Linked DNA regions of Homo sapiens: regions 1, 3 and 4 are each linked to region 2. Evidence: chromatin loops called from intact Hi-C (ENCODE). Cell type or tissue: IMR-90. All regions are shown on one strand. Each heading gives the region's core, and the rest is flanking DNA. Links, peaks and the distances in the headings are about the cores only. Region 1 has its middle 47 kb from the start of SLC6A1. Region 2 has its middle 8.8 kb from the start of VGLL4. Region 3 overlaps HRH1 (histamine receptor H1). Region 4 overlaps TAMM41 (TAM41 mitochondrial translocator assembly and maintenance homolog).

Region 1 (7,493 bases), core at 1,272-6,271, 710 kb after region 2:
AATCAAGGCGCAATCAGCGCTAATCAGCGTGTTCTTGAAATAGACCCAACTGGATGGGGGAAGCGAGCAGCCGCCTGGGTTTGTATAGCGGCAATCAGAGGGAGGCAATTTTAGATTCGAGGGAACAACAGCTCTTTGTCCATGCGCCCAGGGACTCTGCCGAGCTCTGCGGAGCCCACTGCGGCTTGGAGATAAAAACACCCCATCAGGCCTGCAGCTGCCCTGGCCCAGGAAGTGGGGCGTGGGAGCAATGGGTCCAGCTGCCTCCAGGGTGAAGTCCAAACTCTCTAGCATGGTGGCTGAGTACCTACTGTGTGCTGGGTGCATGTACACCTGCTTCTTTTGTGAGACGGGGGCTCTGTTTTGCAGGGGAGGAGATGGAGGCTCAGAGAGGAAGAGGTTTGCCCAAGGTCACTCAGCTGAGCTGGGATGGGAATCCAGTCTGTCTGGCTCCAAAGCTGTGTCCATTCCTTTCATGGGGGCCCATCAGGCCCTGGGAGGCACTGTTTTAGGTTAACGTAAGCCAACACCCTAATGGAACTCCCAGGTCTTGCAAAAATCTTGAGGCTCAGAGATTATTGGTTCCAATTTGCAGATGAGCAAAGGGAGGCTCAGAGAGGTGAAGAGACTTGCTCAAGGTCACCCAGATGGTGTAAGAGATAGAGCCATGATTCAGATCCACACCTTTGAGATGCCAGAGACCACGCTGAGCTATGAACTTCTTCAAAGGCCCAGCCTTTGCCGACCCTGGGGCCTCCTTCCTCTCCCTGCTGAACGATGCCTGGTTGTCATGCAGCTGGCCCTGGTGGTGGACATGGTGGGTTTTTGGTGAGCCAGCATCATCCCCCATCTGTTGGCCCCCTGATTTCCTTTTGGGGTGGTAACTCTCAGGCAGAAGGGAAGTTCCCTGACAGTGGTGGGCTCTGGCTCAGGTCTGCCATGAGTGCTAACAGGCATGAACCGCCCCACCACAGGGGTTGAGGGGAAGGCACGTTGGCGGAGAAGGCAGGGAAAGCTGGCCAGGAGGAGGCAACAGCAGTCCAGGGGATGATGGGAGGTCAAAGCAGTGGCTGGGGTGGAGGGAGTGAGTGGACTTGAGAGGTTTAAAGGAGGAAGAGCCAATGAGACTCACCGGTGGATTGAATGCGGGGAATGAGGAGGTTTTCTCGCTTGACAAGTTGGCCCCAAACCTCAGTCATCCTCAACTCCTCTCTCTGTCAATCCACCAGGAAACCCTGCTGGTTTACCTTCAAAATATACCCAGAATCAGATCCCGAATCCCCTTCTCTCTGGTACAGCCACCATCATCTCTTTCCTGGAGGACAACAGCCTCCTCCCTGGTCTCCATGCTTCCACCCAAGCCCCTGCCAGCAGCCCGAGGGGCCTTATTAAAACAGGAATCAGAGCAGGTCCCTTTCCTGCTGAGAACCCTCACTCATCCTCATTGCACATCTGCACTGGCCTCGGGGCTCTCTGTGATCTGCCCACCACTTCTCTGGCCTCCCCTTCCACCAGTGCCCTTTGCTCACTTTGCATCAGCAACCCTGGCCTCCTAGCTGCCTGGGAACACTGCAGATAAGCGCCCACCCAAGGGCCTTTGCACACACCGATCTCTGTGCCTGGATGCTCCTCTTGGGACAGCCACCGCCGCCCTCCTTCACCTTCCCCATGAGGCCTTCCCTGACCAGCCTGTTTAAAATTCCAACCTCCCCATTCTGACCCTTCCTATACCTCTTCCCTACCTTATTTTTAGCCAGATAATTTATCATCTTCTGTCACACTGCATAATTTTACTTTCCAAAATGTCCGTGTTCTTGTCTCCTCTGGCGAGAGTGCGAGCTCCCCGAGGGCAGGGCCATAGATGATGCTCCATCAATATTTGCCGAATAAAGGAAGTGGTTGGACAGCGGTGTCACTTACTGAGATAGGAAGGAATAGGCTGGGCGGGGGTAAGGATTGGAGGAGGTGAATTCAGTTGGGAAAATTGGGTTTGAGATGCTGAATGGATGTTCAAGAGGAGAGATCCAGAAGGCAGTCAGATATGTAAGTTCATATCTCAGTTTTCTCATCTGTAACCTGGGCTGATAATCCCAGCTCCCTCAACAGGGGAGTGTGGGGAGGGAGGTCTGATGAGTTAATAGAGGTGGCAGCACTTAGTTCATAGTCAGCCCTCACCAAGCATGGCTTCCTGGCTTGTTTGCTCCCTTCTTCCTTCAACAACCATGACGAGCTCCCAGAGACAAGCGGCAAGCTCAAGGCCCCTGGAATGCTGGCCCATAAATGTTACGGGGAGCTCTGTGGCCCGGAGGAGGGGTCCTGCTGCATCTGCCTCTTCCTTGGCTTCCCAGGGGAGGCTGGAGACAGGACTGAAGGCAGCTTACGTGGTGACGCCTCCTCTCCCCTCCCATCTCCCTCTGGCCACATCTTCCAGCCACAGGAGAATCATTGTTTCTTTCTCTGGAGCCTTCATTTATAACCAACCTCTTGATGGCAAGGAAAGGATTTTTAAAAATAGCTTTATTGATTCTGGTTTTTGGAATATAAAAGCAATAGATGTTCTTTGTTAAAAAAAAATTAGATGGTACAGAAAAAATAAAAGAAAAAGGAGAAAATAAAAATCAGCCCAAACCTTATCATTCAGAGATAATCACAATCGACATTTCCGTGTTCTGCCTCTCGTCTTTGTTCCGTGCAGGCACTCAGACATTTTTGTGTTTAAACGGGTTGGGGCAAGACTCCAGGATAGATGGAGCAAGATAGGGGCTTGGGGCATGGCCGGGAAGATGCCAAGTAGGGTGTGGCACAAGGGGCCTGTGTCATTGTAGGTACACAGAGCAAAACCCGCAGCCTGTCCCATGTGCCCGGTCACCTCTCCCACCTCACCACTATTTACACATTCACCCAATCCCACCCCCTGAAAGCTGCTGCAGAAATGCTTTCAATAATCACCTTTCCTGATCATGTGGGGCTTTATAAAACAAATGCCATATAGCCATGTTCTCATTTCATCCTCAGAATAACCAAAAAGAAAGTTCCTGTGATTAGTGCCACTTTACAGATGAGGAAACCGAGACTTGGAGAGGCAGCATGTCTTTTTTGAAGGCACACAGCGAATTCAGAGCTAGGGTGCAGGTCTCCTGACACCGGCTGGGGCCCTTCTGACCATGGACCCGAGGAAGGAGGCTCACTGGGAGAGCCATGTTCTCCCTGTGTGCCGGACGCTTGACACACACCATCATCTCATCTCATCCTCTCGGCACCCCTGAGTGGCTTATTCTGTCCACTTGTACAGAAGAGGACGTTGAAGTCAGAGAGGCAAAGTCACTTGCCCAAGGTCACACAGCAAAGGAGTGAGAGAGTTAAGAACCCTCACTTCTGGCTGTTAGGGTAGTGCTGCAAACGTGAGCTAGGGATGGGGCAGGGTGAGAAGGATGAATTGTGCGCGTTTGACAAGGGCAGCCTTTCTGTCCCCCATCTGGGCACCCAGAGTGAGACCTCTGGATCCTCTAGTCTCAACTGTGGGGTCCCAGCTCTAGTCCTGACCTCACTGGCCTGAGCCAGGACCACAGGGAGGGGGCTTGGGTTTAGCAGCAGCGCCACCTGGTGGCTGACTTGCTGCTAACAGAGCCTGGATCTGCCAGCCACAGGCCCCTCTGAGCCCAGGACTGGGATGGAGGGGTGGGGGTGGGGGAGAGTGGATAAGGGCAGGAAGGCTCAGGGCTCATTCTTCCCTGCTAGAGACCTGGGCCAAGCCAATAGTTGCCTGGTATAGAGGGAAAAAGCCAAGAATTCTGGGTTTGATCCACCTGGCTTTGAATTCCGGCACAGCCTGTGTGATGTTGGGCAAGTTCCTCCTTTTAGCTCTCCGAGCCTGTGTGCACATCTGTAAAATGAGAACAAATCACAGTTCCAGTGGTTGGTTTGAGGATTATGGAAAACACCCACCTCATCCGAGGTGCATGGTAGGTGCTCAATAAATAACACTTGCCTTCACTCTACACGGTCCTCTGCCCCTCTCTCCATCATCTGACCAGGGGCTCCCAGAGCTCAGGCCCAGATTCCTCTGTTAGGTTTCCCCTAAATCCTTTGCCTTTGGTGGGGGGCTGAGTTCCTGGCTCAGCCTGGGCTACAAGAGCCTCCTCACTTCAGGAATGGTTGGCTTTGAAAAGAACGGCAGAGAAAATTCCCAGGAGAATAAGAAAAGCCAAGTGTTGGCTAGACCCAGATGGGGGATCTGGCACACCCAGGTTGGGAATCTCAAGAAAACTCAGGCCTGTACAAGCCTAGGAAGATCAAGGTCAAAAAGTCCTTGTCCCATCATGTACCTGCCGGCCGCCTATCGTGGTCTGCGGAGTTCTGGCCTGGCTTTTCCATCTATGGCAGCTGGGCATCCGGCCCCTTTATTCGTGTTGGCTCCAGCTCCCCCATCTCTGCGCCCCGCTGTAAGAGCATTTCTGAGCTACCCTCCTCCCCTTTCCTCAAGGCTACATCCTGCATATTGCTCCCCCAGGCAGGGCCCCCCAAGGTGACCCCAAGTACTCCCTAGGACTCTGGATGACTAAAATACCCCCCAGTCATGACCAAGAGCCCTGATATTTTTTATAACTCTTGATGGCTCTCAGCACCTCTTAATGCTCCCCAATGAGCCTCCTTTTTTTTTTCAGTAGCCGTTATGACTCTCATATACTCCTGTCACTCCCAGTCTCTCGTAACTCCCAAATGGCTCCACATAATTCTACTGGGTCTCCAGGCCCTCTCCCCTTGCAACATCTCTTTCAGGTCTCTGGGGGTTCCCAGGTACTTCCAATGCCTCTCACTGGCTTTAACATCCCCTTGTCTTTATCAGTGAACTCTCATGGCCTTCTATCGTTTTCTGGGAAATTGTGAAGGTTTCCAGAGGTCCCTAGTGTCACCAAAGGCATTCCAAGGCCCCTGAAGACCCTCAGACCTTCCCCACATGGCCTCCACCACCATCCATAGCTTCTCTATGGCCTTGAGTAACCTCTCAATGCTGATGGCTGTGGTGACACTCAGTGGCTCCCAACAGTGCTGTGATGGTCAATTTCATGTGTCACCTTGACTGAGCTAAGGAATGTGCAGATAGCTGGTACACATTGTTCCTCGCGTCTCTGTGAGGGTGTTTCCGGAAGAAATTAGCAGTTGAATCAGTAGACCTAGTAAACAAGACCTGCCCTCACCAAGGCAGACAGGCGTCATCCAATCCTTTGAGGACCCAAGTACAACAAAAAGGTGAAGGGAAAATTTTTCTCTGCTTGAACTGGGACATCCATCTTCTCCTGCCATTGCACGTCAGTGCTCTTGGCTCTCAAACCTTTGGGTTTGGACTGGAACTACACTGTTGACTTTCCCGGGTCTCCATGTTGCTGATAGTAAATCATGGGACTTCTCAGCCTCCATAATTGCATGAGCCAATGCTTTATAATAAGTCTCTTTCTATATATTTTTATCCAATGTTTAGAGAAGTTTCTCTAGAGAAGCCTGACTACTACAGGTGGTCGGTGGAAAGTGCATGGGCCTTGGCGCCAGACACACCTGGGCTGTTACCCCGGCTCTACCACTTTCCAGCTCTGTGACCTTGGGTAGCTGAATCTACCTCTCTGAGCCTGTTTCCTCATTCCTGGTAGAATGTGAACACCATGCCAACTTACAAGGCAGTTGAGGGCAAGGTAATGCATAGGAAAGTGTCTGGTATGGTCTCCAGCACTGAGTAGGTCTTCAATGCCTATGTATTCCTTTTCCCATGGCTCCCCACTCTGGGGCAAGCTGGGCACTTGTTCATCCAAGCTCCTGTCCTGTGGGGGGACCAGCATCAGATGCCATTCCATGATAAGCATGGTGTTACCTGATCTTGCTCTGCCAGAGAGATTGGTGAAGATACATGAGGGGTTATAGAAAGTAGACTGGGGTGAAACCCTGTCTCTACAAAAAAAAAAAACAAAACTGGGCAGGGTGGCACACACCTGTTGTCCCAGCTACTCAGGAGGCTGAGGTGGGAGGATCACCTGAGCCCAGAAAGTGGAGGCTGCAGTGAATGGGGAGTACCCTGGTTCCCTGCTCTCCCAAAGCCTCTGTCATCACTCGGGATGTTCCCTCATCTCAAATGTCCTTCTCTGCCTAAGTCTTCCCATCCCCCAAGGTGCAACTCAAGTCCCACATCCTTGGTTAAGTGGCTGGGCACATGGGCCTTATTTAGATCCAGCAAACCTGGATCCAAACCCAGCTCCTCCACTTGCCAGGAGGTGTAATTTGTATCTCTTAGAGCACATTATTTACAGTTCTGAACTCTAGTTTTCTCCTATGAAAAATGGGATTAATGACAATTACCTCTTAGATTTGTTGTGAGGCTCTGATGAGGTAATGCAGGCACGACCCTGGAACGCAGCAGGTGCTCCATAAACAGTTCTTATTCCTGCCTGCAGTACTTCCCCAGCACTCAGTCCATGGCACATCCTGCCATATGGTTTCCTGTGAAGTGGCTCTGACACTTGAGCCACGCTGGATGCTCAGAGAGTGCTGCATGTGTTACTCTTTCCAGTATCCCTCACAAAGTGGGCATTATTTAAAAATGAGAGAGAAGTGGCCAGAGTTGGCAACAAAGGCTGACTTTTCTCCCTAATGGGTAATGAGGGGCCCAAGCTCATTTGCTTTTTAACGGCTTGAGATGGTGCAGGGGACTGATTATGAGATGGGAATACAGAGTTCTAGGGGAATCTTGGGCAAATCACATTCCCTCTCTGGGTCTCATTTCTTTGCCATTCTACCAGTGGCTAACCGAGGCCCAAGGAGTGGGCAGACTTGCTCACTGCCACACTGAAGAACTCTAACTGGCTGGAAGACGGCTAGGAACAGGAGGTCAGAATCAGAACAGCATCTCCCTGTGAACTTACTCCTGTCCAGAAGCGTATGGACACCTCTCCTCCTAAGAGTAGGAACACTCCAGGGAAGGGGCTGTTAGTCCTGAGTCCACACAAAGAATATGGTGGCTGCTCAGTAAAGGGCTGCTGAATGCATGAAAGAACTCAATTTTCCAAAGTTGGCCACTTTCAGCAGAATATGCCTGCTCTTTGGTGCCTGATCCCCTCCCCCATGGGAAATGCTGTTAGGCCTGAGGTAGCCTTGACTTCACTGCCAAAGCTCCTTTCCCCTTCTCTGGTTATTGGCAGTGTCTAGTAGAGGCAGCCTGCAGTGTCCCACTTGGCCAGCAGGGGTCACTAGCACACACTGCAGCCTGGAGGGGTCTAGTGCGTCAATTAATTCCTCATGCTATTAATTCTATAGGCTCAAGAGTCTGCAAATGAAGTTTCCTGGGAATGAGTGAAACTCATATTTCTGTGACTCAGCCTCCTCTTGCATATGACAGCTGCTTAATGCAAGACACTTTCAGACATGAGGAGGGAAGATGGCAGGGAACAGGTGACTGCAGCAATCCCTGTGGCTCTGTGAGGGTAGGAATTACTCAGGGACCCTGGCTG
Region 2 (7,493 bases), core at 1,637-6,636:
GATCCCCAGCTCAGGTGCTCCTAGCCTGTTAGCCTTCCAGCCTAAAGGCCCTGCCAACACCAGCACCCCTGGGAACTCCTCTAGCCTCCGGGGGCCTTATATGTCACCGTGGATCCCTCCCTGTGTTGGACACCATCTCTGGAGAGAACCACTCATATAAAAGGCACACCTCAAACTTAATCAGATGTCACTTTCCACAGAGGCCTGCTTCCATCCTAAGTGAGCAACTGGACTTTAATATTTGGGAAGCACTCCCTGTGTGGTGAATGGACCTCGTCTGTCGTGTGTGCTCCCTGGTAGGCCTGTTCTCATTATTCTCCCCTCCTTAGGGATCATGAGCCTTTGTATGGCAATAGACCATGTGCTTCAGGAAATCATACTTTGATCATCTCTTTATTGTAACCACGCAGAGCATCACAAAGCTGTGCACCTGCGCTCCCTCCTGACTTCCTTCATTCTTCAGTTCGCTCCTTCTTTTAGGCTTCTCGCTTTCCTCTGTTCCCAGCTTAGATTCTGGAGCTCTCCCTTCCCATTTGTTCTTTCAAGAAATGTTTAGTGGTCACCCACCAGTGTCAGGCTTTGTGTTAGGTGCTGGGGAAACAATGATAAGGCAAAACAGCACGGATGTGAATGGGAGGGAGATGGCCGTTCATCAGAGGAGTACACAGGCCTGAAATGACACCTGCCTGCGTCCTCTGAGGGCAGGCTCCTATGCAGTGAGACGAGTCACTAGAAACCCCCCGCCACCAGCCGGAACCAGACACAAACTGGAAACCCCACTGTTTCCTCCGGCAAATGCTGTCTCTTCTTAGGACCCCTTAGTCCCCGCACTCCCCACCCTATGTGGGGTAAACAGGAAATCCTGCCTTGTCCATTTCTGGGCTCACTGCAGTCAAGTGTTGGTAGGTTTATCCATTTCAAGTCCTATTCCAGCTACTGGGTGTTGATAATTTAAGAAGATAGGCTGAGAATGGGGGTGGTGGGTTTGGTTTGCCCCTTCTGTGTAAAGCAGATGGGAATTGTTTAAATACAAATGACCAGGTGGTGCCATCCCTGTGGGAAGGAAGCCAGGCTGTTTGTTAGGTGGGCTCACGTCGCCCCCTAGTCCTGCCCACGAGCAACTAACTCATTGGGATGTTGAACTCTGGTGGGTATGAAAAGCAGCCAGGTGCCCTCCTCAGTTCAGTTCAGAATCTCCAGGGTAGTGGTCCTGACCCCTAAGGGGAGGGGAGCTTGCAAAAATTACGTGGGTAGCTATTTTCAAACGATACTGCTAAGTGTAGTTATTTCCTGGGTGTAAATTCAAAATTCATCTACTGCAGATTTACCAAATTATCCTCCTGGACACCCATGGCTTTCAAAACCTCCTGGGTGATTGTAATGTATGGCCACGGTTCAAAACTGCTCTAATAGTGGGTGGATTTCTGTTGGCCCTAATAATGCCAATGGCCTCACAAATAGAAGCCTCAAATAGAAGATCCACAGGAGGATAAGGTAATGCTGGCAAACTCATCCTTGGAAAAATTGAATTGTTTGCATTTCAAAAAGAATTTTGTGGTATTGGCCATTATTTGACTTAATTGAATATTTTTCAACAAAAACCGTTTATTCTAGTTAATGTTACTAAATATAGTTGTGTTGGTGATGAAATAAAATCTAAACCACCTGCTTGTTTTATAAAGATTCTGTCTTCTCTCACTGGGGTTTCAGGCCAGTAATTAATCCAGGACATGTTAACTGTTGAATGCCTGCTCTTACAGGTATTGGGCATAGACAAAGAAAAATATGGTATGGGTTTCATTTCAAAGAGATCACCGTGTGATGAGGAAGGTGGATTTGTTGAAATATTTTAAGATACTTACAGGTGCAGGTTAATAATCTTAACATTGCAAATGATCTTTTTCTCATACCTCGTTTTATTTGCCTGCCTTTTGCAAAGCTAATAAGGTAAAATTCATGCCTTGCAAGTTAACAGGAATTGTGGACTCTAAAAACTCCCCTTATTTTTAGTTAAAAGTAAGACCCTGGGTGCAGTGGAAAATCACAGCTTCTGGTCCCAGCTCTGCTGCTCTTTGCGTGAGTTTAGAGGAGCCAAGGAGCCTGCTTGGTATCTGTTTCCTCATCTCCGCATTGTCGCGAGAACTGAGAAAGAAACAGGATATGCAGAAGATATGCACTGTGCCATGGAGTGTGGCACTTAGTATCCTTTGTTGTCTTTCTATCCCCTCAACTCTAGGAAAAATAACATTTTAAGACAATAGGACATTGACCTCTTGTGCTGTATCAGAGAATGATGATTTGGCTAAGGAGAAAATGCCCAATAATGATTTGCTTGATTTGGGTTTCTTGATTTGTGGCATTATTGTCACTTTTGCCAAATAATGCTTTGTTGTGGTGGTGGTGGTGGGGGGTGTCCTATGCATTGTAGGATGTTTGGCAGCATCCCTGGCTCCTAACCACTAGATGTTAACAACACCCCCAAATTTGAAATAACCAGACATTGCCAGATGTCTCCTGAGGAGGGCAGAATCTCCTTGGTTGAGAGCCTCTGGCCGGGGCCCTTCCCTCTGTGTTGTCTCGGGTGAATTCTATCCCTCTGCCTGCTACAAGTGTCACAGAGTTCTTACTGTCCATCAGAGAAGTGCGAAGTAAAGTCGTAGTGTGGCTGCTCCAGACCTACCAGAATAACAGGAATGAAAGAGTTGGAAAACTGTTGGCAAGGATGGGGAGCAACTTGAAATCTCATACCCTGCTGGTAGGAGTATAAACGGGTACAACTGCTGTGGAAAACTATTTGGCAATATTTACTTAAGCTGAACATACACTTTCTGCGTATCTGCTTCTGAGTACATGTGCGACAGAAATGCATTCCGAGGCTGATAAGAGACACACACTAGAATATTCATAGCAGCACTATTTATAATAACCCCCAGGTAGAAACTACCTAAATGCCCATCAGTGGTAGAATGAAGGATCTGCGATATATTGGAGTAATGGAGTACTAGACAGCAATGCAAATGAATGCTATGCAACTGCACATAAAAATAATGCTACCACTCATAAAATATGTGGAGTGAAGGAATCCAGCCACAAGAGTAGCTAGCATCATACGATTCTCTTTCTATAAAGTGTTATACAACTGATCTACGTTCTTAAAGGTTAGGATAGTAAGTTACCCTATGGGGGTAGTTACTGGAAGAAGGAATAGGTGGAGGTGGGATACATTAAAATTCTCCCTATATAAATAACAGCCATGATTTCTCTTTCCTGGACGGCACCCTAACTGGTTGGAAGGATGACTGTGGAGGTGCTTAGCGTGCTGCATAATGAATGAAGCACTGTGCAGGCAGACTGACCTGTGAAATGAAGTTGGGTCACACATTGGGGCTAGCAGCGAACTTAGCCCTTCAGTTGTTGAATATTTGGGACATTTTCTCCAGTTCTTCTATTTTTACCATGGAAGTCAGTTCTAGTCAATCTTGCAGGAATACATCTATGAGTAATTATGACTTGGTACAAAGTGAATATCAGAATAGCGTTTTAATTGTGAATGTTCTTTGAATGGGACTTACTGAACCTAAATTGGTTGTAGTAGCGAAAATCACTAAAATAATCATGTATGTAAACATGCAAGAAAATATTTGTATTGTCAAACATGTAAGACAGTAGTTGTAAAACTAACAAGTTAAAGTGTTTTGCAAGAGATTTCTCTTTTCTTGGGGATGCTAATCTAATTAAATTCCCTTCCCTCGCACTGATTTATTCTGATTTATTTAAAACACCATTCCTTAGCCTGTAGTCCCAGTACTTTGGGAGGCTGAGATGGGCGGATCACTTGAGGTCAGGAGTTCGAGACCAACCTGTCCAACATGGTGAAACCCCATCTCTAATAAAAATACAAAAATTACCCGGGCGTGGTGGCACGTGCCTGTTATCCCAGCTACTTTGGAGGCTGAGGCAGGAGAATCGCTTGAACCCGGGGGGCAGAAGTTGCCAGTGAGCAGACATCGCGCCACTGCACTCCAGCCTGGGCAACAGAGTTAGACTCCATGTCAAAAAAACAAAAAAACAAAAAACACCATTCCCAGTCTGCACTTTTTAGGATTATTAAGGTTAAATTTATGTGAAAGCACATTTCCTATTTAATCACTTGGCATCAATTTAATTGATTTTGTATTTTGTTTTAACTTTTGCAGAGTTTAGTAAGAATTAAACTATTTGTTAAAAGATATTTTCTATGAATTTTAATATTAAATAAAATAAGGTTTATTTTTGTATTTGAAATATAATGCACATCAGGCAAGAATAGCACGAATTCTGCAGTTTGCTTTTTCAAAATGGTCTTTGTAATTTAAAGTTCACCCCTAGAGGGTGGTGTTGTATTGAAAATTTAAATATGATCTGAAGACCCATTTAAAGTTTTTGAAAAGTCCATAGATTTGTGTTAAAATCTTATATTACAGAGAATGATCAGTCGCTACTTAATAGAAGTTGAGTGTGTTTTAACTTACAAATGGTAGTATTTTGTAAATAATAAAATCTAAGACATAGTTTAATGATATTTGCTTTTGTGAAAAATTCCACAAAATACTGTCCTTTTAAAAAAATCATCCTTGAGCAGCCCCAAGTTGTATAAATAATCACTATTTTATGATATATTTAGGAATTCTTAAAAGAAAGTAACAACAAAGGGAGCTTATTAGATATTTGGTTTATGTCGCTGATTTTTTTTTTTTTTAAATCAGCTACTCCCTGGTACTTACTGTACGTCATTGATATTTAAGGCATTTGAAGTTTGTTTTGTTTTGGTTTCTCCTTTAACTCAGCAGCTTAGTTGTTGACCTACCGTGTACAAAGCAGTCTTTATAATATGGTAGGGGACAGACACAGAAACTATCTTATAGTCTGCTTTGTTTTAGAATGAAGTATAGAATAAACCTAAAATAATGCAGGATGAAGAGATTAATCCTAGCTAATGGTTCTTGGTGGGGGCGGGGGGTTGGTAATTCAGCTAGGCCTTTAAGGAATTTGCATTCTAAACAATGTTTAAAAGAAAAGAAAGTTTGGTTTCTTAAGTCTTCCTTTTTTATTACTCAATGCTAGGTTTTACCTTAAACCCTTTTCTTTCTTTTTCTTTCTTTCTTTTTTTTTTTTTGAGTCTCACTCTATCGCTTAGGCTGGAGTGCAATGGTACAATCTTGGCTCAATACAACCTCCGCCTCCTGGGTTCAAGCAGTTCTCCTGCCTCAGCCTCCCAAGTAGCTGGGATTATAGGCACCTGCCACCACACTTGGCTAATTTTTTTGTATTTAGGAGAGATGGGTTTTCAATATGTTAGTCAGGCTGGTCCCGAACTCCTGACCTCAGGTGATCCACCCGCCCTCCCAAAGTGCTGGGATTACAGGCGTGAGCCACCGCGCCTGGTCCCTTAAACCCTTTTCTATGCTTTCCTTCTTACAACCTTGTCTTAGTAATTAAATTAAGTAGATTACGAAGCAAAAATGTGTTGACCAGTGTAGTGTTTTACAAACACCACCATCATCATCATCATTGGTACTGTTCTTAGTACACTGAGGAATGTGCTGGTAAATTGCGACGGACCTAGAGATCCTCTGAAACATGACAGTTTTGCACCTCCAACTTATTGTTTAACTGATGCTTTAGCTCAAGGAATAGTCAAACTTATTTTCTTGTTATTAGTAAGGTCTGTTTTGAATATTATTTACATCAGGTTAAAGTGTGTGTCTGTGTGTGTGTGTGTGTGTGTGTGTGTTTTCTATGTGTAGCAAGAAGAGAAAAAAAGCACTTTAAAATGAAAGTATTAACTAAATATCCAGCTTACTTGAAACCCTGGGAGGAAGAGCACAGCGGAACCCAGTAGGGGAAACAGATAGCGCAGTAGGGTTACTCATATTTTCTAATGTGGTATTTGGAGATGTTATGTTAGACTTAACATTAAAACTTTCCCCTCTCTTCAAGTGCTCAAATGAAAGCATTTTATTTTAAATAAATGTCTGGGGAGTGATTTTGATCATTTGGCTTTTCTTTCCACAGGCTGATATTAAATAGAAGAGTATTTGGCTTTTATTACACAGCTCGCAGTTTTGGTGATCTATTCTAAAGTGGTAGTCAAACCTCTAGCTAATTAAACAGATCAGCCTAGTAATTAGCCTGGGCTTTCTTCTATCGTCATATTGCCATTATTCCACAAAGATGCTGAGGCACAACCATAATTAACATTTATAAAGCACTTATTGGGCCAGGCGTGGTGGCTCATGCCAGTAATCCCAGCACTTTGGGAGACCGAGGCGGGTGGATGGCTTAAGGCCAGGAGTTCAAGACCAGCCTGGGTAACACAGTGAGAACCTGTCTCTACAAAAAATGATTAAAAAAAAAAGTTAGCCAGACACGGTGGCATGCACCTGTGGTCCTGCTGAGTTGGAAGGATCACTTGAGCCTGGGAAGTCAAGGCTGCAGTGAGCTGTGATTGAGCCACTGCACTCTAGCCTGGGCAATAGAGGGAGACCCTGTTTCAAAAAAACCAAACCAAACCAAACCAAACCAAACCAAACCAAACCAAACCAAACCAAACCAAATAGAGCACTTGTGTGCTGTGGGGGAGTTTTACTCTAAGGACTGAGGCTTAGCTTTCCTTCCCTCTAGAAGCTTATGGTCTAGTTTGGGGGAATTGGTACTGACATATGACATAATTAGTAAGCAGTAGAAGATAAAAAGCACGTACACATGTCTATAAGCTCTGCAAGTGTAGAGCTGTCTCTGTCAATTTTGCTCTTTGAGACAGATACCCCATCTTAAACATCTTTGAATGTTCCAAAGTTCTAAAGAAATGTTTGGATTCTTATTATTTTTAAGTTGTTAAACCCAAATCAAAAGGAGATATCATGAGATATGTAAGCTATAATAAGATATACATATCCATTGCTTATGTCTCACCAGGGAATATTATTTCATTGTGTTGCTGCTTTTTAAAAATCAAGAACTTTCCTTATCCGCATCTTCATTATAGGAAGAATAAACTATTTGTAGGCTAGTTAGAAATTCAGGAAAATGGAAAAAATGCCCACCATTCAAAGATGGGCACTATTAACATTTTGGAATACTTTCCAGTCTTTTTAATGTATACTTTTTCCTATATATATATGTATGTTTTCATAAATACATTAGCACAGTTGGTGAATAATGTGTGTTTTAGTTTTATATCCGATTTTTATTGTTTTCAGTTAACAAATGTAGTACTGTCACACAGTATATAGCATAGCATTTCCTCATGTCATTATAGATTATTGAAGGTGTTGTAATGGCTGCGTAATAGTCTGTCATCGATAAGCCACGGTTTTAATGCATCCTTTTATTTGGACTTTAGGTTTTCAGGTTTTCATTTTACACATAGCTGTATGATAAGCATCTTTATGAAACTCTTCAAATCTTATTTTCTTAAGACAGAAGTCTAGAAGTAGAGTCCAAGGCAAGGA
Region 3 (7,493 bases), core at 1,254-6,253, 490 kb after region 2:
TGTAAGGCCAGAGAAGGATCCTAATCCAGCCTTAGGGGTGGGGGGTATTCAGGGAAGACTTCCTGGAAGAGAATACCTCTGAGTCCTGAAGAATGAGGTGAAAAGAGAGAGAGAGGTGTATATAAATACATGAGAACACATATAATCTTAGGCATCGATGTGACCTATGATTATATGTGTTCACATGTACTTATATGCTAATGTAATAACTAGTGTTTATTGGATGCTACTAGGAGCAGCACTGGACTAGCACATTTGACATATTAGCCTTATAGGGGTGAGGCCTCACAACCTTATAGGGGAGAGGACTATTATCATTCCCATTTCACAGATGAGGAAGCTGAGGCACAGAGAAATTCAGAACTTGCTCCTGGTCATACAGTGACTAAGTGGTAGAGCTCGGGTTCAAACTCATTGCAGCCTCCAAGCCCATGTTTTGACCACTGTTCCCTGCCTTCTGAGGCTGGCCAGGTCATTCTGCCACTTGCTCTTGTCCAATGCATTTATCAGGGACATCTTTCCAGATGGTAAAATTCAGGTTTCCTTCTATTTAATGGCTGCAGAGGATGTCACTGGATTTTAAGCAGGAAAGTGAAATGGTCAGATATGTCCCTCGGAAAGGGACCTCTGGGGATAGAAGGGGGCTGCCTGGAGGTAGAGAAGCCTGTGTTGGGTGTGCAGAAGGAGGAGGAGGCCTACGTTGAGGCTGGGATGGGGTGATGCACAGTGGGGAGGAGCTCGGGAAACACGCGGTGCAGCAGGATGCAGCAGTGACCACCTCTAAGGTGATCAGAAGGGCAAGAAGGCAGTGGGGGAGGCTGTCTCAGGATCTCCTTCCCAACTAGACCTCTTCCAGGTCTGCACATTTTAATTCCCCCTAAGCATGCTCCAGCTAGCACTTCCAATTCAGAGCAAGTGAGCAGCAGCTTCAGCTCCACTAAGATGTGCAGATGTGGTGGTGCCTGTGGAATTCTTAATTCTTTGAATAATCTTTGCCTAGGAGGGTCATGTCTATTTTACAAAAAACAAAACAAAACAAAACAAAACCCAAGAATAACCACAAATTACCCAAGACACTGCTTTAACCCTGCCTCCTAGTAACAGCTCATTCAGCCTCACCACACATAGCCACCTGTCCAGTCCTAAGCATGGACTCCACACCAGTCTCAATCTGTCTGTTTCTCTCCTTGGCCACTGCCAGTCCAAGGGGCTGTCCTCTCCCATCTGGATGACAGCAATAGCCTTGTTACTGGTCTCCCCAGTTACACTCTAGCATAAGTTACTCCATGTCTCTAGCCTCAGTTGTCTCATCTATAAAATGGGCACATGAATATGCATCTCGTAGAGCTGTTGAGGACTGGGTGACATCACAAATGGAAAGCCCTGGAGTGCTTTCTCAACAGACAGTACTTCTTTTCATCAGTCATCAGGACAGGAGGGTCAGAAAGGTCAGGGGCTATTTCTCCCATACCCTGCTGGTCCAGATAATAGCAGGTGCTAGGGACCTCTGGATCGCCCCAACCCCCTTGCCCGCACTCCCCCACCAAGGAGAGGAAAATGCTTCTTGCCCATTCATCATATATCCTGCCACTCGATGGGAGCATCATCACCTTATAACCCAGGGCTCTCCCCAGCTCCTCAATGGCTCCTCCCCTGGTTCCTTGCATGGTGACTGTATCTATGAGTGAATCTGAGAGATGAAATAGGTAAGTAAGTATAACTCAGTCCCTTCTTTTGGGAGCCAGCGTGCCTGCAGGGAGCATGCGTCCTTTCCACTCTCTCCCAGGAAGGACAGGGAGGGGCCACCTCCTGCAGAGCCCAGCACTGCCTGTACCTGAGTGGGCAACTCAGCCCATCCTGGCCTTCAGCATTTGCGAGCCCACACGCTCCACTGTCACTCTGATTAGTAATAACCATGACATTTTGTTCTCCAGCTGCCTTGTCTTGCCTTTTGTCTTCATTCTCGATTGGTACAGAGCTCAGGCTGGGCAGAGGAGTGCTATTTATCGGCCCTTCCCACCGCCCCCTACAGGAGAGACCAGTGGGAGAAAACTCCATCTTGAGTTCCTGGCTTGTTAATGGAGGTTTTCAAGGCTTGGTGAAACCCGCTGCTGTGAGAATCAATCAATAAACAACTGAAAAATATTTATTGAGCTCCTGATACAACAGGGAAAATAACTTATCCTTGCCCAGTGTTTCTTACCACTTTCAAGATGCCTGGAAAGCCGTTCCATTCAAAGGTTTGTGAGCACCATGAAGTGCCAGGCGCTCTGTTATGAATGCAGACCCTACCAGAGGCCCATGTTAGGCTCATCAGGGTGGCCCCGCCACTCAAGTAGTCAGACACCAAGGACAGAGGAAAGAAAACCAGGCTTCCCATATGAGCCTGGGATCAACAATCACGTCCACAGACTCTCCAGACCACAGGTGTGGGCTGGTGGTGGAATTGTGCCTCACCTGGGCCGAGGGCAAGGGGCAGCAGGATGTACTTATTTAATGATGATTAGTGATTCTCTCCAGGAACAAAGAAAAGCTAGCAAGTAAATAAAAGGAACACTCTTGAAAGAGCAAACCAAGTGAAAATTGCCTGGAAAAGTTTGAAAGAAATGAAAAAAGAAGAGAAAGCAGATGCCTCTGTTAGCTATTAAAATACAACCTATACAAACAATCATCAAACCAGCATGGCACAGATCTCCGGTCCTCCTCCTGTGCTCTGTGCCCCTGAACCACATCAAAGGCTCTCTTGCTGTCCACCCACTTCTGATTGGGTTTGGCCACAGGCAGGGCAGGAGGAGAATGACATTTAGTGTTTATTCCCTTCTCTTGGGTTTGGCCACAGGCAGGGCAGGAGGAGAATGACATTGAGTGTTTATTCCCTTCTCTTGCTCCTCCAAACTTGGAGGCAGAAACAACTCTCCTCTTCCCATTGATACTCTAGGGTACTGCACTATCCCATGTTAGCTCACCAGACCAAAAGGTCTATACAAGGTAACAGGCTCTTTATCAAAACCTTTCTCAATCACCCAGTTGGGATGTGCCCTCTGTTTTTTGCCATGGCCCTGTCTGATAGTCAGTTATTAGAATTGGCAGATGGTTCAACAGATCAGAACAGACAGTTCAGAAAGAGATCTACTGTCAATGACTGGGTTTCCAGGTTACGTGCCCTGAGGCCCAAGATACAGAACTGTGCAAATGGTGTTCCCTGGAGTTGAGTGTGATTTGGTGGCTCTGCCTCCAAAGATATATTGTAATTTAGTGCTGCTGCAGGTGACGTAGGAAAGAAAGGTGGGGAAGAAAGGAAGAAAGATTTAATAAACAGGAAGGGGAACAGGATGAGGACCTTGGTTAAGTATGTGAGAAGGAAAATTAATTTAGACTTTTATCTTTCTTCAAAACCCAAATAGGTTAGAGAGCGATAATTTAGTCTAAAATATGAAACCATTAAACTAACGACAGTGAGAAACCTTGTTTTCCTATCTGAATAATTGGAATAACAGTAACTACCTCATAGCATTGTTAAGGGAGTTAAGAGAGATAATTCAAGTTAGGACAGTGCCTGGCACTTTATTAAAAAGAGGACTGAGGCAAGATTCCAGCCGAGAAAATTGCTCAAACCTAGTTATCCTGGGGGTAGGGAAAAGGTGAATTGGCAGAAAGGGGCATGGCCCTTAGGTCATAATATGGAGATTCCACAAAAACTGATAACATGACAGAGAAGGAGAGCCTGGCCTAAAAACTGGCACAGGAATGGTCAATGGAATCTGACTGTCCCTCAATCTGTGGCCACCAGGAAGTAACAATATACAGGTATACTGTCTGAAGCAGCTGCAATTGTAGAAGCAGATGGAGACTTCAGCAGATATTAAGGTTTCACCCTAGGCTGAGTCCCCTTCATCTGGATGTCTGGTTAGAAGAACTCTCATCCAGAGTCCAAGGCTGGGCTCTCCCCATGGTACTCAGGACAGACAGGTTCGCAGTCTCTGTTTACTTCCACCAGAGGCAGGCTGAGCCTCTGATTGGTAGCAAGTTCCTCCTTCAAAACTGGCTTTCCTCCCTACCCTCCACGTTAGCATCCATCCACTGGGGGCCTCACTGGTGAGTTGCATTGAACACTCAAGGAAGAACAACGCCCATCTTGTGCAATCTCTTCCAGAGAACAGAAAAGTGGGACTCTTGCCCACATCATTTTGTGAGGCCAGCATAACCTTGATACCAAAGCCTGAAAAGTAAGCATGAGAAACGAAATCACTGGTGAACAGCACTCATGAACTCATGATTTTAAAATCCTAAACAAAAGGGTTTGTAAATATAAGCTGGAAATAAAGATGCTACAGGATGACTCAAATTGGGTTTATTCCAGAAATGCAGAAGTCGATGTCATGCATCATGTTAACGGGTTGAAAAAGAAAAATCATGTGACCATCTGGGCAGATGCAGAACAAGCATCTGTTAAAACTCTATTTCCATTTATAACTAAAAAGAAAAGAAACACTCAGCAAACTGGGAATAGAAAGGAACTTCTTTAATCTGATAGAGAGTATCTACCAAAAACCTAGAGTAAACATGATACCTCATTATCAAATGTGGACAGCTCTTCCATAAGAGCTGTAAAAGGCAAGATGTCCACTGTCTTTTTGTTTTGTTTTTTTGAGACAGAGTCTCACTCTGTCACCCAGGCTGGAGTGCAGTGGTGCAATCTCAGCTCACTGCAACCTCTGCCTCCCAGGTTCAAGCAATTCTCCTGCCTCATTCCCCCAAGTAGCTGGGACTACAGGCATGCACCACCATGCCTGGCTAATTTTTGTAGTTTTAGTGGAGATGAGGTTTTGCCATGTTGGCCAGGCTGGTCTCAAACTCCCGACCTCAGGTGATCCACCCACCTCGGCCTCCCAAAGTGCTGGGATTACAGGTGTGAGTCACTGTGCCCGGCCATTCTTCAATTCATTATTGTACTAAGGTCTTAGAAGGGTAGTAAGGCAAGAATAAAAAGGAAAGAATACAAGGATTAGAGAGGAAGAAACAAAACTGTTATTTGTACCTCTTACAATTGTATATGGTGTTTTCAAAAGAATCTACAAATACATTTTTTTGAATTAGTAAGAGAGTTTAACAAGATTTCTGGATACAAAATCAATATGCAAAAGCCAAGCATATTTCTCCAACAAGTAACCAACAGAACATGAATTTTTCTATCAAAAATGTATAATAGCATACAAATTATCAAATAATAGAAATATATATAACAAAAGATATAAAAAACACAAAATGAACATTAGGAAGCCATGTCACGAGATATTAAAGATGTTAAAAATATCCTAAATAAGTAGAGAGATACCATGTTCATGGAAGACTAAATACTACACCTTCCACTCTCTAGAAGGCAATGGAAAGCTCAGTGTAACAGCTGCTATTTAGAAATCAGAGCAACCTGGATTTATATTCCAATTTCTGCTGCTTCTAAACTCTGTAACTTATTTCACCAACCCCTCTGAACCTGTTTCTTCTCTTATAAAACATGGATAATAATTTCTGCCTACTTGTTAGAAGTCAATGGATAAGAAAGCACTTTGCAGAGTGCTGTATAAATACAGGAGATTCTTACAACTAGTATTTTTGTCCCTTGTTGGTCCAAGGGTGGGAGAAAAGTTAAATGTCCCAGACTAAGCCAACTTGCTTGCTTATGCCCATCTATTTATCATCAAGGGCATTGCTGAATGTTTATTCTGTTCATAACATTTCTTCATTCAGACCTCACAGCAACCTGTAAGGTGGGTGCTATATTAGCCTCATTTTACAGATAAGAAAGCTGAGGCCCAATTAAGCAATTTGTCATTCACATATTCATCCATTCCGTAGACATTCATGAATACCTTCTACGTGCTAGGAGCTGTGAATGTCCTGGTGAATAAAACAAATGTGCTGCCTGCTCTATTAGAGCTGATATTATGGTTGGAAAGACAGCCAGAAATCACACCTCAACAAATACACTGGCAGAACTAAGATTCAAACTCATGTCTGTTGGACATTGGAGTCTGTGCTTTTAAGTACTCCCTGGGGGCAGCTTCCTCAACCTCTTCTGCTCATTCCTCTGTTGGGATGTGATAGTTTCTAACATGCATTCTGCTGGCAACAACAAGTTTCAATGGCCCTTGCCATCCAAGCTGTTGCACAAATTGAGAGCTGTCAGCTTCGATCCTGGCCCATGTGATCCCCCTGCATTATCACTGGAGAATTACAGCAGTGAGGACGAATGCATAAAAGAGGCAAGGCATCCTGGCCCCCCCTCCGACAGCATCAGCAGCATTGCTCCCGAAGAGTATGCGTCTTAGTCCTCTACAACCATTAATGGCAGAAGTGAGTCACTTATAAATGAGATATGGGAGCTTTATTATAATTACATCCCGAGATTCAGAAATGCTCAGCGTCACTGTGAAAGGGAGGGCAGCAGGTGACTGGGGCTTGAATGATCCTCTGCCAGGTACATCTTTCAGATAAAACATCTTGGATCAGGAGCAATTATAGCTAATTCCCGGCCTGAATGCTAATGAGAATTACTTACAATTGTATGTAATTCTTTGCAATTTATACCATCTGCTTTTTTCCTTCTTTTCTCCACATTTCCATCCTGACATTCATCCTGAGAAACAGATACTGGCAAATCGAACGAATGGCCATTTTGCAGATAAGGAAGCCGATGCCCAGGGTCTCTCGGTTCTAAGGGCAAGAGCTGGGGTTCCAACCCTAAGCTTTCTGTCCCTCTAGAAAACAGCTGATTGAAAACTGTCCCAAATCCATGCTCGTCAGAACAAAGCCAGAGCACAAAGTTCAAGCTGCACTGCGTAGCAGCAATATCATCCACACTAGTGACACTCGTTGCAATGGCCAGCGTTTGCTGAGTGTCTAGCAGAGTATCAGAAGTTTATACAGGTCCACACTGAGACTTCAAGTCTCAGACTATTTAAAGCTTGAGACTGCAGTAAGACTTTGGGGCACACATTACATCTAACCAGACCTACTCTCACTTTACAGATGAGAAAACAAGAAGCCTGCAGAGGCTGGGCAATTTGCAGGTGGCAGAGAAAGGATACAGAGCTGGGATTGTTTGGCCTTAATAGCAACAACAACAATGGACTCTTAACACTTTTAGCTATTACATGGCACCACTGAAGTGCTTTATGCACATGAACACACCTAATTCTCTTACCAACGCAGTGAAGAAGGTGTCAGGAATACCCCCATTCTAAAAATGGGGAAACCAAGGAACGGAGACGTGTAGCAACTTGACCAAGGCCACAAAACTCATAAGCAACAGTGCTGAGATGTGAACCCCAACAGGTGAGCTCCAGAATCCCACACTTTTGATGTCTTTGCTATGTGTTTTCTCTGCTAAGGAAAAGCCAGGCACTCCTTCATTGTGAAGAGGAAAGTGCCAACACAGAATTCTGAGAGAGTCGAAGAGGAGGAGGCTCATGTATAAGTCCCTCCTCCCTTGG
Region 4 (7,493 bases), core at 1,365-6,364, 180 kb before region 2:
GTGCCTTCCCGGCTGGGTGTGGTGGCTCACACCTGTAATCCCAGGACTTTGGTAGGCCAAGGTGGGCGGATCATTTGAGGTCAGGAGTTCAAGACCAGCCTAGCCAAAGTGGTGAAACCCCGTCTCTACTAAAAATACAAAAAAGGTACCTGGGCGTGGTGGCACATGCCTGCAATCCCAGCTACTGGGGGAGGCTGAGGCAGGAGAATCGCGTGAATCTGGGAGATGGAAATTGCAATGAGCCGAGATCACACCACCGCACCCCAGCCTGGGCGACAGAGTGAGACTCCGTCTTAAAAACAACAGCAACAAAAAACTGCCTTCCTGAGCTCTGTGAGCCATTCTAGCAAATTATGAAACCAGAGGAGAGGGGAAGTAGCCCCCATCCCTTTCAAGTGAACGATCAGAGTACAGGCAGCCTGGACTTGTGATTGGTGTCTGAAGTGGGGGAGGCTTGTGGAACTGAGCCCATAACCTGTGGGATCTGACTCTGACTCCAGGTAGCTAGGGTCAGAATCGAATTCAGTTGTAGGACACTCAGTTGGTGTCTGGAGGGCTGGAGAATTGGTTGGTGTGACACCCACATTTGGTGTCAGAAGTGCTGGGAGTAGAAGCCGGGTCACAGTCCACTCTCCCTCCTGCTGCCCTCCCCCTCAAGATTCTCCAATGACTGGATCGGGCTCCAAGTTGACCCATTTGGGGGAAGGGTGGCAGAGGAGGTGCCTGGTGCCTCAGTGGAGCCTCCCTTAGCACCACCCAGTCACCTTGTCTGCTAGGACATGTATCATGGAGGCACCGTTTGTCCACTGATGCGTCCCAAGGGCAGTGCCTGAGTCGTGGGATCCTTCAGTAACCATTGAATAAATGAATGCACCAAGTAGTCATTCCAAGGGACTGGTGTTCCCATCCCTTTTATTCTCTTTCTCAGGCCAGTGGTGATGCTTTCTCTATTGTCTTAGCTCTTTTGGGACACAGCTAGAGGAGGCTGTGGGGAGTCGGCTTCTCCCTGGGCTTTAGTAGAAACAGGAAACAAACACAAAACAGGAAAAAAAAAAAGTGGGAGAGAACTTAAACTTTTAACAAGTATTTGCAATGTCACTTTTCTTTCTTCTTTTTTTTTTTCCAGATAATCAGTCTGTGCTCTGAGAAAGGGTCTTTCCATAGTTTGAGGACTGTGTTAAATATTTACAGTTGCTAATCTCACACTTCCTACTATAAGGAAGATTTTCACTGTGCGTGAGAGGGTCCCAGGCTCCACAAGAGGCCGATAGATTGTTCTCGAGTGTCTCCCCCAACAGTGATGTGCTGCTTCTGTAGCTATCTATGGGAAAAATGACAGATTTCCATAGCCTTAGCTCACTGGTTTGTGTCATAAACATCTCTTTATTGATGTGCATGGGCTGTCTGGATTCTCCTGCTTTGCACCTGGGCTTACAATTTCATAGTGTAGCTCCTTAAAATGTCCAGAAATACTCGATCCGGGCAGGGGTTACACAGGTATACACATGGACAAATTTATCAAACTGTACCCTTAAGATGTGTGCACTTCACTGTAACTTTTACTTTAATTAAAAACATTTTTTAAAGTCCAGAAATGATAGGCTTACTGAAATTTCATGTCTATACAGATACATTTCTCATTTCTAAGTTGGATGACTAGTAAAGCTCATAACTGAGCAGTTGGAAATTTGTAAATATTTTATTTCCAAGGGTTTTTTGTTTTGTTTTTTGTTTTGTTTGTTTGTTTTAAATATACAAAAGATGGGCCAGGCACTGTGGCTCACGCCTGTAATCTCAGCACTTTGGGAGGCTGAGGCGGGTGGATCACTTGAGGTCAGGAGTTCGAGACCAGCCTGGCCATCATAGTGAAACCCCAGATCTTCTGAACATACAAAAATTAGCCAGGCGTGGTGGCACACGCCAGTAATCCCAGCCATTCGGGAGGCTGAGGCAGGAGAACCACTTGAACCCAGAAAGTGGAGGTTGCAGTGAGCCGAGATTGCGCTACTGCACTCCAGCCTGGGTGACAAAGCGAGACTCTGTCTCAAAACAAACAAACAAAAACATAATATATAGCTTGATGGGAAGAATAGTGGACATGAAATTAGAAGCCTTGAGTCATATTCAGTCCTGCCACCTATTAGCTGTTACATAAACTTAGGCATCTTGTTTTATCTTTCTGAACTTCAGTTATCTGTAGAATAAAGGTCCACAAAGGTATTGAAAATTGGAAGCAGGGCTGGGTGCAGTGACTCATGCCTGTAATCCCAGCACTTTGGGAGGCTGAGGCAGACAGATCACTTGAGGCCAAGAGTTCGAGAACAGCCTGGACAACATGGCAAAACCCCATCTCTACTAAAAATACAATAATTAACTGGGCGTTGCGGCATGCACCTGTAATCCCAGCTACTCGGGAGGCTGAGGCAGGAGAATCGCTGGAACTTGGGAGGCAGAGGTGAGCCAAGATCGTGCCATTGCACTCCGCACTCCAGCCTAGGTGACGCAGCGAGACCCAGTCTCAAAAAAAAAAAAAAAAAGGAAAAGGAATATTGGAAGCAGAGTAGTACTGCTGGGAAGAACTCAGTGTTTCAGAATCTAACAGATGTAGGGTTAGAATCCCAGCTCTGATGCTTCCTAATGTTGTGACCCTGCACCACTGACAGTCTCCCTAAGCCTCGGGGTGTTTTCATCTGTAGATGAGTCTGATGGCGCTGACCTCAGAGGGTTCTGAAATGCCTGGTACTTAGTAGACACTCAGAAAATGGTCTTTGCCTTCTCTCTGTGCCTTTGCTTATCTCAGTTATTTTGAGATAGAAATGAAATTGAATGTTAAAATGTTGTATTGTTCTTTGTATTATACTTTATGCTTAGAATGTTTCAAAATTTTAAAAAAGGCTTTAGAAAGCTGAAATGCCATGAAATCTCAGAATGTAAGCACTGGAAATGAGCTCAGGTTTTATCTAACTGTTATATCCTTATAAAACAAAAACAGCAATTCAAGACAAGTAGTAGCACCCATGCTCATTTCATGCAAAACTCTGCATTTCTCAGCTGACTTGGAGAAGAAAATGTTACTGATAGCAATGATTATTTTCTAAGGCTTTTAATGCTTCTAGCACAAGAAAATTAGGGTATCATAAAGTCATTTGAAAGTGATGAACATATTTTTTTTTTAATTGAGAATGATAAATGGGCAAATTAACTCTCTCTTCTACCTTGCTCCCAATTTTCAACATGTGGAAATCACTGTTAACCAGAATGATGATTTTTAAACAAACTATCTGTGCCTCTAGGTGGCAGCAAATATTAATCAGACTTGAACAAATCTAATGAAAAGAGGGTGGTAGTATCTTGGACAAGAAAGTTGGGTAAATATCTTAAGAAAGAATTATGAGAATATGAGTATGAATTCTTTATCTTTGTGTTTTAAAAGGAATCACATTAAATTACATTGTCTAAAGCCCCAGAATTGTCTTGCATCTTGCAAATTGAAATAGAATTCCTCAATCACTAGTAATTCAAGTCTTTAAAAGGGATATAGGCCGAGTGCGGTGGCTCATGCCTATAATCCTAGCACTTTGGGAGGCTGAGGTAGGGGGATCACCTGAGGTCAGGAGTTCGAGACCAGCCTGGCCAACATGGTGAAACCCCGTCTCTACTAAAAAATGCAAAAATTAGCCAGGCGAGGTGGTGCGCACCTGTAATCCCAGCTACTAGGGAGGCTGAGGCAGGAGAATCACTTGAACCCAGGAGGTGGAGGTTGCAGTGAGTCAAGATCATGCCACTGCACTCCAAGCTGGATGACAGAGCAAGACCATGTCTCCAAATATATATATTTGAGTATCTTGCTTAAAAAGATGGACTTTCTGGGAAAAGTTGAGTGTAAATTAAATTTTTATCATACTTTACCATTAACTTATCTCATAATTGATGGAATACCCTATTTTTATTTCCAGTACAACCTTAAGTTTCTGAGTTTACTAATATTTTCCCAAGTAAAAAATCATGGAATTTAAAGTGTTTAATATAGCATTGTGACCAAACTTTTTTTAAGCCAAGAAACCTCTAAAGTAATAATTAATAGTTATTTCCTTAGTTAACATAATTTTGGATTTTTGTATTTTACATTGTTTTTAGTGTATAAATAATTGTGCTTGAGTTTTTAAGACATTTATATTGACATGCAGTGGTTTTTTTGCCACCTTGTTAAGAGGATTTTGATTTAATGTATTCATTGCAATATATTTTGCCTTTTAGTAATGTAGCTTTATTTTATTTTAATTTTATTTTTGAGACAGAGTGTTGCTTTGTCACCCAGGCTGAAGTGGAGTGGCATGAACACAATTTACTCGACCTCCCGGGCTCAACCAATCCTCCCATCTCAGCCTCCTGAGTAGCCGGAACTATAGGCACGTGCCACCATGCCCAGCTAATTTTTGTATTTTTTTGTGAAGATGGGGTTTTGCCATGTTGCCCAGACTGGTCTTGAACTCCTGGGCTGAAGGGATCCACCTGCCTCAACCTCTCAAAGTGCTAGGATTACAGGCATGAGCCCCCTTGTCTGGCCTATTTTTTAATAACAGCTTTATTGAGATAAAATTCGCATACCACACAGCTCAACCATTTAAAGAGTACAATTCAATGATTTTTACTATATTCAGAGTTCAACTATCACCATATTGCAGCTTTGTTGATTAATTTTTTGTGTGGATAGAAAAACCCCCAGTGCTATAAAAGATCCCTAAACTGGGAGTTGGAAAACCTGGCTTACTAGTTTTGGCTCTGCCCTACTATAAGCAAATGTTTGGGCCGCTAGCGTTTGAAATGCACAGATTGAGTCATTCATTTCTTTATTCAAAAGACAACTGTTTCTTCTCTGTGTATGCCAAAGGAATTTTTAAAAATGATATCATGTTGCTTGTCCTCGAAGAGCCCAGAGTCCAGCAGGTAGATATTGAGTAAGGTTTCATCCAGCTCTAATGTTCAGCGTTTCTTCTTCATCCTTAAGCAGTGACTATTTAGAAGAGTTAAACCTCCTGGTCGTTTGGAATGGAAAAGTTCTGGTGGGCGGTTGAGTATTTGAACAGTAGGTAGGGCTGTGGTCTTTGTGATTAAAATTTCACTCTGCAATTCAAGTAGTCTCTCCTTGTGACAGTTTTAGAGGAGCCCACATGTGAGTTTCTCTTTTTTCCTGTCTTGAAAGGTACTCACAAATATCTCCTTTGAAAGTCCCTTTAAGCCAATGCCCCTTTCTCTACAGTAAAGATTTTCCTCCCTGGCAGTCGTGCTAATGTTATCTATGCAGTTCAGGTCGGGGCATTCCCAGTAAGATACAAACAGCTATTCACAAATCTGAGCACTTTCTTTTTTTCCCAGGCCTCTCTGGCAGTGTCCCAAGAGTTCACTGGCTTTTCACTCTGAACAACAAATAACAGTGCTGCTGAGACAAGTTCCTAGTTCACCTTTCATTGAAGAACCAGATCAGCACAGTAGCAGAATCTTCCGAACTGACATTTTTCCTTTGAGTAAGGATGCTTTTATTTTCATCCTCTTAATCTTAAATAGCAAACAGACTGCTTTCTTACAGCCTATGTAGAACAACTTCCTTGGAGAACAAGTGGTATTTTGTTAACTGGGAAAATTTCCCAAGACTTAGTCTTTTCTTTGCATCTTTGAATTGTTAGCATCTCAAAATAGCTTCTAATTTCACTGGGCTTCTGTAAAAGCCATCAAAAACAGAGAGGTGAAGAATTATTGAGAAGGATGTGTGATGAATGGGGATGAAGAACGGGAATGTGGAAGTAGAGAGACATCACAGAGTTGTGGAAAGAGCACTGGGTGAATCCTGGGACTGGATCCCGGTCCAGTTCGCCACTACTTCTCTTGGAGAAATCTTTTAACCCCTTTAACCCCTCCAGGCCTAAGTTTTCTGTCAGTAAGATGAAGCAGTTGCCCTCCTAGATTAATCATTCAGTATGGAATACTGTCATCCCTTGGTGTCCATGGGGATTGGTTTTAGGACCTGCACCCACCCTCAGAATTCACGTCTCTGATATAAAATGGCCTAGTATTAGCATATAACTTATGCACATCCTCCTTTATATTTTAGATCATCTCTGGATGACTGTTAATACCTAATACCGTGCTTACACTTCACATCATTCGCCTGCCTTCAACGTAGTAATTGGCATGTGGCAGCAAATTCAACATTTGCTTTTTGGAACTTTGTGGATTTTTTTTTTTTGTTTTTCTGAATGTTTCCCATCTGTGATTGGTTGAATCCCATGGGTGCAGAACCCACAGATACGAAGAGCCAACTCTATAAGGTTTAGGAAAGTTATTCAAGGAATAAGCATAGGTGTTTTTATAGGACCTTAAAATTTGTTTTAATCATCTTTCAAGATAAGTTAACCAGAATATAACCCTAAATGAATGCATGAGAATAATTCAGAATATTTAGAGCTGAATTTGCCAAGTAAAAGAATGTGATCCTGATTTTTGTTGTCAACTCATTATGCAACTGTAGGCAAGTCATGTTCCTGGCTGGTCATGGGTTACTCTCTGCAGATGATTGCAGTAATACTAAACTCACCTAAGTGCTGAAAGGCTTAATTAAGGTCCATTAAGTCCTCAGAATTGTAAGGGAGGAGGGGGTGTTATTGAATCAAGTGGCTTACCTACCATATATGATGTTTGTATGTTACAAATACTCCCTTAGAAAAAAGTAGGGAAAAAAGGTAAAAGAATTCAGATTCTGAAGCCTGATTTATAAAATAATAGTTATATGTTTTATAATACTGTTTTTTACAATTAGAAGAGAAGAAGCTATGCCTTGGAATACTGCAGCATTCTCCTCTTTCCTTGCTTTCTAATATTTATTTTGGAGTTTCTCATAGTGTGTCTTTTATGTGCTATCTTAATTTTGTCAGAAATTATCTGTATTTGACAAATAAAAGGCAACTTATGCCCTGTTTTCTAGAATAGGTAGAAAATGTGTCGATAGTACCAAAAGATTTAGAGATGGTAGATATATTTTAGACATATGAGAGTCCTTATTAAGGGACTTCTAGACCCTTTACTTTGTATAGAAAGTCAATCAGAAACAGTATGATGTTTTTAAAAGATCATGGTACGAGTGTAAATTGGCATAACCACTCTGAAGAGCAATTTGACAGTGCTAAGTATGCACCTTAGAGCAGTAATTCTCAAAATGTGGTCCCTGGGCATTGCTTAAGAACTTGTTAGAAATGTACATTTTTCAGCCCTCACCGAGGCCTCCTGAAACAGAACTCTGGGAGTTGCATCCGATAATACACATTTTAACGAGTTCTCCAGGTGAAGCTAATGCTAGCTAAAGATGAGAACCGCTGGCCCAGAGAAGCTCTTGCCTTGTGCACTGAGAAGCACACACAAGGAAGCTCATTTCACTGAAGGGTTTGTGTGCAGTAACTCACTTGATCTTTCTAGCAGCCTTATGAGCTTGATTCTGTTAT

Evidence for each region. A loop is a pair of places that touch in the nucleus more often than their neighbours do. Peaks named below come from ENCODE experiments on the same cell type or tissue, not always from the same donor. Only the 100,000 strongest peaks of a DNase experiment are listed, where the experiment ranks them.
Region 1: it touches region 2 in a loop (13-fold over the local background); 7 of 110 quality-filtered maps call a loop at or near these places.
Region 3: a loop joins it to region 2, with 11 times the contacts of the local background. A loop is called at or near these places in 6 of 110 quality-filtered maps.
Region 4: it touches region 2 in a loop (4-fold over the local background); 20 of 110 quality-filtered maps call a loop at or near these places.

Annotation. Positions count from the first base shown.
Region 1 is chr3:10,941,972-10,949,464 of GRCh38, reverse strand. No RefSeq gene overlaps it. Among named protein-coding and RNA genes, the nearest start is that of SLC6A1, 47 kb to the left of the region's middle. In IMR-90, for the core only: a CTCF peak has its summit at 3,608 (motif pointing left); no DNase peak of the experiment used is centred there; H3K27me3 peaks cover 263 bases.
Region 2 is chr3:11,648,999-11,656,491 of GRCh38, reverse strand. It overlaps a transcript of VGLL4 not described here. Among named protein-coding and RNA genes, the nearest start is that of VGLL4, 8.8 kb to the right of the region's middle. In IMR-90, for the core only: a CTCF peak has its summit at 4,358 (motif pointing right); a DNase peak (open chromatin) is centred at 4,391; H3K27ac peaks cover 282 bases.
Region 3 is chr3:11,156,404-11,163,896 of GRCh38, reverse strand. The region is part of intron 1 of HRH1 (histamine receptor H1); the gene reads right to left. LOC124909345 (a long non-coding RNA gene) reads right to left here. Exons shown (of 2, transcript XR_007095817.1): 2 at 2,129-4,959. Among named protein-coding and RNA genes, the nearest start is that of HRH1, 5.7 kb to the right of the region's middle. In IMR-90, for the core only: a CTCF peak has its summit at 4,136; a DNase peak (open chromatin) is centred at 4,246; H3K27ac peaks cover 1,270 bases.
Region 4 is chr3:11,831,035-11,838,527 of GRCh38, reverse strand. The region is part of intron 3 of TAMM41 (TAM41 mitochondrial translocator assembly and maintenance homolog); the gene reads left to right. Among named protein-coding and RNA genes, the nearest start is that of TAMM41, 12 kb to the left of the region's middle. In IMR-90, for the core only: a CTCF peak has its summit at 3,293 (motif pointing right); no DNase peak of the experiment used is centred there.